Regions from separate parts of the Homo sapiens genome. Here region 2 is linked to region 1. A link is a loop called in an ENCODE intact Hi-C map of the cell type or tissue named here. Cell type or tissue: CD14-positive monocyte. All regions are shown on one strand. Each heading gives the region's core, and the rest is flanking DNA. Links, peaks and the distances in the headings are about the cores only. Region 1 overlaps SMURF1 (SMAD specific E3 ubiquitin protein ligase 1). Region 2 has its middle 21 kb from the start of SMURF1.

What was found. Peaks named below come from ENCODE experiments on the same cell type or tissue, not always from the same donor. Only the 100,000 strongest peaks of a DNase experiment are listed, where the experiment ranks them.
Region 2: it touches region 1 in a loop (1.9-fold over the local background); 2 of 110 quality-filtered maps call a loop at or near these places.

What each region holds. Positions count from the first base shown.
Region 1 is chr7:99,117,614-99,122,992 of GRCh38, reverse strand. All of the region lies in intron 1 of SMURF1 (SMAD specific E3 ubiquitin protein ligase 1), which reads left to right. Among named protein-coding and RNA genes, the nearest start is that of SMURF1, 24 kb to the left of the region's middle. In CD14-positive monocyte, for the core only: no CTCF peak of the experiment used is centred there; DNase peaks (open chromatin) are centred at 2,252 and 4,082; H3K4me3 peaks cover 2,874 bases; H3K27ac peaks cover 1,598 bases.
Region 2 is chr7:99,162,859-99,168,237 of GRCh38, reverse strand. It overlaps a transcript of KPNA7 not described here. Among named protein-coding and RNA genes, the nearest start is that of SMURF1, 21 kb to the right of the region's middle. In CD14-positive monocyte, for the core only: no CTCF peak of the experiment used is centred there; no DNase peak of the experiment used is centred there.

The sequences.
Region 1 (5,379 bases), core at 187-5,186:
AAGAACTTGGCTTCACATTCTGTTCAGTTTCATGAACCTGCCTGTCACTTTGAGGCAGCGTTTGGGATTCTGCTTCATTAGCCTTTGAACTCATGAACCAAGTTGAGAGGATTTGCTACTATAGACAATTATTTGATCTTCGAGATATTTTGAACAGTTCCCAAGTGCAACACCAGTGGTTGTCCAAAAGACACAGAGAAGTGATGTGAAATTTTAATTATGTAAAAAAAAAAAAAAAAAAAAAAAAGAAAGAAAGAAAAAAGCCCTGTGGCATGGTTGATGTCAGTGCTATGGAGTGAGCCTTTTAGTAGTGCGGTCAAGGACACTACTTTTTTTTTTTTTTTTTTTTGACACGGAATCTCGCTCTGTCACCCAGGCTGGAGTGCAATGGTGCCATCTTGACTCACTGCAACATCTGCCTCCCAGGTTCAAGCAATTCTTCTGCCTCAGCCTCCCAAGTAGCTGGGATTACAGGCGCCCGCCACCACACCTGGCTAATTTTGTATTTTTTAGTAGAGATGAGGTTTCATCATGTTGGCCAGGCTGGTCTTGAACTCCTGACCTTGGGTGATCCACCTGCCTTGGCCTCCCAAAGTGCTGAGATTACAGGTGTGAGCCACTGCGCCCGGCCTTTTTTTTTCTTCTTCTTCTTCTTTTTTTTTTTTGAGACAGAGTCTCACTCTATTGCCCAGGCTGGAGTGCGGTGGCCCGATCTCGGCTTACTGCAACCTCTGCCTCCCGGGTTCAAGCGATTCTCCTGCCTCAGCCTCCTGAGTAACTGGGATCACAGGCATGCGCCACCATGCCCAGATAATTTTGTATTTTTAGTAGAGATGGGGTTTCACCATGTTGCCCAGGCTGGCCTCGAACTCTTGACCTCAGATGATCCACCAGCCTCAGCCTCCCAAAGTGCTGGGATTACAGGCGTGAGCCACCTGCCCGGCCTAACATTTCAAAATGCTAAAAACAGGTTCTTGTAGTCTTTTCCTTGGGTCCAGCATCGTTTGTTGCTGACTATATCAAGCAGCTACCAAGATGGCGCAGTGAAGGTGATGCGCAGTGGAGACTGTTCCCCTCGCCGCTCCCTGGTTCCTGCAGAGAGTCCTGTTGGCAGCTCGTTGGAACAATGGTTTTCCCCTGGAGTTTGAGGAGCTTGTCTTGGGTGTGGTGCATCCCTACACCATGTGTACAGTTTCCAGACTGCTATGATTTTATCTCTCAGCAATGCGCCAAGAGGTTTTAGTGAAAATTTAAAAACCGCCAAATCGCCTATCAAACCGAGTTTGAAAAGAGACCTCTTGGGAAAGGACAAGCTAACTATTCTAAGTGGTCTACGATCCAAAGCATTTCCTGGGCTGAGTGTTTATCAAAGCTGAGCTTTACTTCCAAACTAAGCTTGGGAAGGATCTGGGAGTGTTTCCCAGCTGACTGGGGGCGGGGAGAAGAGGAGGATGCGAGTGTTAAAGAACAGAGAAAATATCACTCTCTTTTCTTTTACACAGTTATCTGCTGAAATCTGTCTATAGATATGGCTTGCAAACTAGGTGTTGTTTTGGAGGAGAGAGAGGATAGGTCTGCTAAGTGTTAATTTAGAAATTATATACAATATCTTAATTTTATTTTGGGAATGGAACATTGGGTAAGATTAGCTTTTAAATGGATCAGCTTTACTCTTCAAGGTTAGAAAAATGCATAGAAAATAGCATTATTTCCCTGTTAATTGTCATTAATCTCAACTCACACTATTTTTTTTTTTTTTTTTTTTTTGCTTTGACTCTTACCATCTCAGAATTCAAGGTCTAAATTGACATATTTGGGAAGAGCAGGGTGTTGGGGAAACAGAACTGGTAAGTAGATGGTTTTCCTCTCCCATCTGACTCAGTGTTAGAGAACTCTGTTGGAGACAGTGTTAATTTCAATATCTTGATGCCCGATTTTATCGTTACAGACATCCTGTTATACAGAATAGCTTATTTGCTCTCTTAATAGAAATCTTGTAAAGAAAATCCATCTTCCTTATTTCACTGTTTCTTTCCCTAAAAGTTTTTGTATACCACCCCTTTATCAAGAATTAAGATGTTGGGGAAAAAAAAAAAACAAATCTTTTTGGGCTAAATAATGCCAGCTTCACTTCCCTCAATGATGACACATTTATCTGTATTTTAAAGTTGTTTTTTTTTTTTTCTCCCTTTCCCACTACACTGCTCTGCATGTGGGTTCCCTAGCTGAGAAGCTGCCATTGATGGTGAAAGACTTTAATCTAAATTTAGATTCTCTTCAGAGGTTTCGTGGAATACTTCCTTAAATTAAGCCACAGACTGCAAAAGCTGCTGCTGAGTGGGGCTTCCAGGTTTGTTTTTTTTTTTTTTCAGCTCTAGAAATAAAGAAGACAGGGCAGGAAGGACTGGCTCTCACTCTCGGCTTCTTTGGGAGATTCTGCCATTGTAGACAGAATCAGTAGCAGCTTCTGTCATGAATTTAAAACTCAGGAGAGAGGATTTGGTGGTAATCTGATGGAAGTGGAAAACAATCACGACTCTGAGGGAGTGTGGGTGAAACAAGTTGCTTTGTTTAGGTTGTGTTGGAGACTGTAGGTAGTAATAGACAATGATAGGACATCTTTTTGTCTGATGCCTGTAAGTGTACCTGGAGACTTTGAAGCCATACTTGTTAGTTCATTCCTGCATTACTATAAAGAAATACCTGAGACTGAGTAATTTACAAAGAAAAGAGGTTTGATTGGCTCACGGTCCTGCAGGCTGTACACAAAGCATGGTGTTGGCATCTGCTTAGCTTCTGGGGAGGCCTCAGGAAGTTTCCAATCATAGCGGAAGACAGAGAGCAGGCATCACATGGTGAGGGAAGGGGTGAGGTGCCAGGCTCCTTAAACAACCAGATCTCATGGGAACTACCAGGGCAAGAACTGACTCATTACCATGGGGATGGCACCAACCCATTCATGAGGGGTCTGTGCCCATGACCCAATATCTCCCAGTAAGCCCCATCTCCAGCACTGGAGGTCACATTTCAGTATGAGATTTGGAGAGGACACATATCCAAACCGTATCACCATGAGTTAAACCAATACATCAAATTTTTAGGGACAGTTGGAAGATCTTCAGAGTCAAGACAAAAGAGTTGAAAATGGGGTGTTGGACTATAACCATGAGTATTTTATACAATCTCTCTTTCTCCTTGAATCATAGAAATGGTGTTTGAAAGCTCCTTTCAATATAGAGAACCCCCTTACCTGTCAGTGCCCAAAGGCCCCCAACTGGGGAGATCTGAAGTGAGAGGAGGAAGCTGCCCAGGTTTTCCTGTCCCTGGAGAGCCATGGGTCCTGAGGATTGGAGCTTATCATTGAGCAGGCTGTTGTCACATACACAGCCTTCCAGCTTCTATTATGATGCATTGTACTGTTTATATAATCTTGTATTTGGGAAATGCCTAATTATATTTTTTAAAATTACTCCAATATCTGTCACTGTTAGATAAACACTTCTAGAATCTCATTCCCAGTGTTTTCTTTCTCCTGGCATGGGTCAACAACCTTCCTGTGAGCATATTTTCATTATATAATGGCCCCTTTATTTACATATTTACTCTTTCTAAAAGGTTAATTTCTTTGTGGGGAGGGAAGGTGATATATACACAGTGTAATATTTAAACTGTACAAGATGGCTTATTTGGAAAGGAAATCTCTTCACGCCTGGCCTTTGCCTTCAAGTTCTCTTCCCCAGAGGCAATCCACTGGTAACAATTCCTTGTATATTTTAGCAAAGATACGCTAGATAAAAATACTTGTACATATATTCTTTCTCTACCTCCCCATCCCCCTTTAAGAAGAAGCACACTATACACTGTTCTTTACTTTGCTTTTTTCCTCAATATATCCTGGAGATCAGGAATTCAAGACCAGGCTGGGCAAAATAGCGAGACCCTGTCTCTAAAAAAAAAAAAAAAAAAAAAAAAAAAAAAAAAAAAAAAAATTGGCATGTTAGCTTCTCAGGAGGCTGAGATGGGACGATCGCTTGAGCCCAGAAGGTTGAGGCTGCAGTGAGCTGTCATTGCATCACGTACTGCAGCCTGGGTACAGGGCAAGACCCTGTCTAAAAATAACAATGCAGAAATAAATAGGAACTATCTTAGAGATCCTCCCATATCAGTATAATATAGAGCTGTCTTTAAAAAAAAGTTGAGGTAAAATTCTTGCAACATAAAATTTACGTGTATAATTAAGTGGCTCTTAGTACATTCCCAGTGTTGTACAACCATCACCACTATCTAACTCTAGAACATTTTCATCACCCCCAAAAGAAACCCAATACTCATTTAGCAGTCACTTTCTGTTCCCCCAACCCTAGGCTTTACAACTACTAATCTGCTTCTGTCCCTATGAATTTGCCTGTTCTACATGTTTCATGAAAATGAAATCATATGTATGTGGCCTTTTGTGTTGGTTTCTTTCACTTGGCATAACGTTTTCAAGGTTCAATCCTGTCGTAACTTGTATCAATACTTCATTCCTTTTTCTTGCTAAGTAATATTTGATTGCATGGATAGACCACATTCTTTTAATTGATTGACATTTGGATTGTTTCTGCTTCTTGGCTATTGGGAATCATGCTGCTATGAACATTTGTGGGCAAGTTTTTGTGTGAACATATGCATATGTTTTTATTCTTGGATATGTACCTAAGAATGGAAATGCTGGGTCATATGGAATTCTGTATTTAAATTTTGAGGGACTGCCAAACCGTTTTCCAGTCACTGCATCATTTTACCATCCCATCAGTGGTGTTCAAGGGTTTCAGTTTCTCCACATCCTAGTTTACACTTGTTATTTTCCATCATCGTTTTGTTTTTTGCTGTTTAGTTATTATTACAGGCATCCTAAAGGGTAGGAAGTAGTATCTTATTGTGGTTTTGATTTGCATTTCCCTAATGACTAATGAGGATGAGCGTATTTTCATGTGCTTATTGGCTACTTGTATATCTTCCTTAGAGAAATGTCCACTATTTATCCATTATTTGTATATCTTCCTTAGAGAAATGTCCAATAATTTTTGTATTTTTAGTAGAGACAGGTTTCAGCATGTTGGTCAGGCTGGTCTTGAACTCCTGACCTCAGGTGGTCCGCCTGCCTTGGCCTCCCAAAGTGCTGGGATTACAGGCGTGAGCCACCACGCTCAGCATATATATTCTTGATATTAGACTCATCAGATATATGATTTCCAAATATTTTCTCCCATTTTATGGGTTATCTTTTTACTTTCTTAACAGTGTTCTTTGCTGCATAAAAGTTTTAAATGATGGAGTTCTTTATTTTTAAATTTTGTTGTGGCCGGGTGCAGTGGCTCACGCCTGTAATCCCAGCAC
Region 2 (5,379 bases), core at 320-5,319, 45 kb before region 1:
TTCCCAGGGGCATTTGAGAGGCAAATGCTAAAGCAGATGAAGTTCCTGCCCTCAAGAGGTTTAGATTCTAGTTAGGGAAACAGACAATAAACCAATGTAAGGTAAGTCAAGTTCCAGGAAGAAAAAGCAGGATAAGAAAACATGCCAAGAGTGTTGTTTTAGACTTGGTGCCAAGGCAGTGGTTCCCTTTTGGACACCACGGACTGGTTTTGTGGAAGGCAATTTTTCTACGGATAGAGGGGTGTGGGGGTGGGGGAATGGTTTGGGGATAATTCAAGCACATTCCACTTATTGTGTACTTTATTATCACATTGTAATGGATAATGAAACAATTCTATAACTCACCATCATGTAGAATCAGTGGGAGCCCTGAGCTTGTTTTCCTGCAACTAGGTGGTCCCATCTGGAGGTGATGGGAGATAGTGACAGATCATCAGGCATTAGATTCTCATAAGGAGGCCAGGCACAGTGGCTCATGACTGTAATCCTAGCACTTTGGGAGGCCAAGGTGGGCGGATCACCTGAGGTCAGGAATTCGAGACCAGCCTGGCCAACATGGTGAAACCCTGTCTCTACTAAAAATGCAAAAAAAAAAAAAAAAAAAAAAAAAAAAAAAAAAAAAAAGTTGGGTGTGATGGCATCAGCTTGTAGTCCCAGCTACTTAGGCTGAGGCAGGAGAATTGCTTGAACCCGGGAGGTGGAGGTTGCAGTGAGCCAAGGTTGCGCCAGTATACTCCAGCTTTTTTTGACCCTATCTGAAAAATTCTGAGGAGTATGCAGTCTAGATCCCTTGCATGTACAGTTCACAATAGGGTTCTCTCTCCTATGGGAATCTAATGCTGCCACTGATCTGACAGGAGGCGGAGCTCAGCTTCGCTCACCTGCTGCTCACCTCCTGCTGGGTGGCCCGGTTCCTATCAGGCTACGGACTGGTCTAGGGATTAGAGACTGCTGTGCTAAGGCAAGGCTGGCCCTGAAGGAGGTGAAGAAGGTAGTCTGGTAGATCTCCGGGAAAGGCATCCCAGGCAGAGGAGACAGTGGGGCCAGGGCACAGAGGTGGGAGCTGGCTCCAGGTGTGTGAACAGCAGGCTCCGTGGCTGGAGCGAGGTGGAGTTGGGGTATGAGAGGCTGAGGTTGGAGAGCGTCATATCAGGGAGCCTTGTAAGCTTAGATGCAGACTTTGAATTTTATTCTAAATATTATGGGAATCTCCCAAACACATGTGACATTTGGTCCCCTTCACTTTTCATATAACACCTGTGAATGCAGAACATTCTTCAGAAAAAGCTGTGTGGGCAGTGGTCAAAAGGGGAGTAACTAGACTGGGCATGGTGGCTTACGCCTGTAATCCCAGCACTTTGGGAGGTCGAGGTGGTGGATCACGAGGTCAGGAGTTTGAGACCAGCCTGGCCGACATGGTGAAACCTTGTCTCTACTAAAGATACAAAAAATTAGCTGGGCGTGGTGGCACATGCCTGTAATCCCAGCTACTTGGGAGGGTGAGGTAGGAGAATCACTTGAACCTGGGAGGCAGACCTTGCAGTCAGCCAAGATTATGCCATTGCACTCCAGCCTGGGCAACAGGGTGAAACTTCATCTCAAAAAAAATAAATAAAATAGAAAGGCCGGGCACGGTGGCTCACACCTGTAATCCCAGCAGTTTGGGAGCCTGAGGCAGGTGGATCACTTAAGGTCAGGAGCTCCAGACCAGCCTGGCCAACATGGTGAAACCCCATCTCTACTAAAAATACAAAAATTAGCTGAGCATGGTGGTGCACACCTGTAATCCCAGCTACTCAGGAGGCTAATGCTGGAAAATCACTTGAACGTGGGGGGCAGGGTTGCAGCAAGCCGGGATCACGTCACTGCACTGCAGCCTGGATGACGGAGACCATCTCAAAAAAAGTAACGAGGAAGGAAAGGACCTAGAAACATAGTAGGTGCTAGGCAGTGTGGTCATGGATAGGAGATGTTGAAAGAGGGATTAAACTGGGCATGCTGATGTGTACCTGTAATCCCAGTGTATTAGTCTGTTTTGGCATTGCTATAAATAAATACCTGAGTCTGGGTGGTTTATAAAGAAAAGATGTTTAATTGGCTCATGATTCTGTAGGCTGCACAGGAAGCATGGCTGGGAAGGCCTCAGGAAATTTTCAATCATGGCAGAAGGTGAAGGGGAGGCAGGCACGTCTTACATGGCCAGAGCAGAAGGAAGAGAGAGAAGGGGGAGGTGCTGCACACTTTTAAACAACCAGATCTCATGAGAACCCACTATGACAAGAACAGCAAGGGGGAAATCTGCCTCCATGATCCAATCACCTCCTACCAGGCCCCACCCCCAACGTTGGGGATTACTATTTGACATGAGATTTGGTCAGAGACACAAATCGAAACCCTATCACCCAGTTACCTGAGAAGCTGAAGCTGGAGGATCCCTTGAGCCCAGGAGTTCAAGTCCAGCCTGGACAACATAGCAAGACTCTGTCTCAAAGGGATTGGGCTTGATCTGTACAAGTTGAGTGTAGAGATTAAGCTAAATTTTGGCTCAGAAGTGTCACACCAAAACATCATGCCCAAAGCAGGTCTTTGGTGGCCTTTGATAAATGAAGAGAAACGGTGTTTGGGTGTTAGTCTAAAATACTGCTGGAAGACAGTTCACCTGCACCAACTTCTCATTTAGTGATGACAGCAAGTCTATGATTTAGTGGACATTGGGGCCTGCAATCAGTATCTTCATCTCCTTCTGCAGTGATTATCTGTCCACTGCTGAGAGCTATGCTGAGGGTGGGGTGCTCCTCGAGGGGCTGTGCCATCCCATATGGAGATGGGGGCAACTGGGAGACTCTGTACCCTCTTTCCTCCTCAGCTCAGGATGCCCTAGGTGGCAGATCTTTGGCCAAGCATACTCTTTCTCTGAGCCTTTTTTTTTTTTTTTAAAAAGGCAAGGCCTCGCTCTGTCGCCCAAGCTGGAGTGCAGTGGCTGTGAGTAGGGCCTGTCATTGGTAGACATCTGCTAGGTGACTGCACAGGAACCCGGCCATTCCAACAAGTGATCCCAATGATCAGAGCTGCAGATTTTATTTTATTTTTATTTTTTGAGACAAAGTCGTGTTCTGTCGCCCAGGCTGGAGTGCAGTGGCATGATCTCGGCTCACTGCAACCTCTGCCTCCTAGGCTCAAGTGATCCTCCTGCCTCAGCCTCCTGAGTAGCTGGGATTACAGGCACATGCCACCATGCTCGGCCTCCCTAGTAGCTGGGACTACAGGCGGGTACTGCCATACCCGGCTACTTTTTGTATTTTTAGCAGACGGGGTTTTGCCATGTTGACCAGGCTGGTCTCAAAACTTCTGACCTCAGGTGATCCTCCTGCCTCGGCCTCCCAAAGTGCTGGGATTACAGGCGTGAGCCACCACACCCGGTCTGAGACTTTGAATCTTAAACCCAGGGGCTGGGGACAGAAGAAATAGCTCATGTGTCTTTGATGACTCCAGTGGCAAGCCCTGCTGTGGATGTTTCCAGTGGCTACCTGCATCCTGCCTCTCCAGGCCTCCTTTTTGGTCTTAGGTGCTCTCCCATACTCTTTCGAGAAATTTTTTTTTTTTTTAAATTCTTTAAGTTTTAGGGTACATGTGCACAATGTGCAGGTTAGTTACATATGTATACATGTGCCATGGTGTGCTGCACCCATTAACTCGTCATTTACATTAGGTATACCTCCTAATGCTATCCCTCCCCCTACCCCTACCCCACAACAGTCCCCGGAGTGTGATGTTCCCCTTCCTGTGTCCATGTGTTCTCATTGTTCAATTCCCACCTATGAGTGAGAACATGAGGTGTTTGGTTTTTTGTCCTTGCCATAGTTTGCTGAGAATGATGGTTTCTAGTTTCATCCATGTCCCTACAAAGGACATGAACTCTTCATTTTTTATGGCTGCATAGTATTCCATGGTGTATATGTGCCACATTTTCTTAATCCAGTCTATCATTGTTGGACATTTGGGTTGGTTCCAAGTCTTTGCTATTGTGAATAGTGCCGCAATAAACATACATGTGCATGTGTCTTTATAGCAGCATGATTTATAATCCTTTGGGTATATACCCAGTAATGGGATGGCTGGGTCAAATGGTATTTCCAGTTCTAGATCCCTGAGGAATCACCACACTGACTTCCACAATGGTTGAACTAGTTTACAGTACCACCAACAGTGTAAAAGTGTTCCTATTTCTCCACATCCTCTCTAGCACCTATTGTTTCCTGACTTTTTAATGATCACCATTCTAACTGGTGTGAGATGGTATCTCATTGTGGTTTTGATTTGCATTTTCGAGAAATTCTTTTTAAGTAGCCAGAGTAGGTTCCTGTTGCTTGAGACTGAGGGATCTTAAGTGATGCCCATGAGGAGTAGAAAATGATACCGTAACTCGAGACATTATTTAAATCCAAAAGATTAAGTCCCATTCTGTCAAAATAGAGACAGTATATAACATTTGAATTTTTACATTAAATAATGTTAAATAGGTAATATTTGTTATATATAAAATACACACTAGGCCAGGCGTGGTGGCTTATACCTATAATCCCAGCACTTTGGGAGGCTGAGGTGGGAGAATCACTTGAGGCCATGAGTTCAAGACCAGCCTGGGCAACACAGCATGACTCCATCTCTATAAAAATAAAAAATTAGCTGGGCATGGTAGTGAGGATCTGTAGCCCCAGCTACTCAGGAGGCTGAGGTAGAAGGGCCACTTGAACCCAGGAGTTCAAGGTTACAGTGAGCTACAATTGCACCACTGCACTCCAGCCTGGGCAACAAAGTGAGACCCTGTCTCAAAAAAAAAAAAAAAAAAAAAAATATATATATATATATATATATATACACACACTCATATTTATAGTGCATATATAAAATATGTATATTATATATAAATATATTACAAATTTAATATATTTGTAATTGAAAAAACATATTGAAAAAATGGTCCTATGACTTCAATACAATAATTTTTGTTTGCATTTCTTTTCTAGGTTGAATTTACATACACTTTTTTTTTTCTGAGGCAGAGTTTTGCTCTTGCTGCCCAGGCTGGAGTGCAGTCACGCAGTCTCGGCTCACTGCAACCTCCGCCTCCCAGGTTCAAGTGATCCTCCTGCCTCAGCTTCCCGAGTAGCTGGGATTATAGGAGTGTGCCACCACATCCAGCTAATTTTTGTATTTTTAGTAGAGCTAGGGTTTCTCCATGTTGATCAGGCTGGTCTTGAACTCCCGACCTCAGTTGATCTGCCTGTGTCAGCCTCCCAAAGTGTTGGGATTACAGGCGTGAGCTACCGTGTCCAGCCTTACATATACTTTTTTTCAAAGAATCTGATTGGAATACAG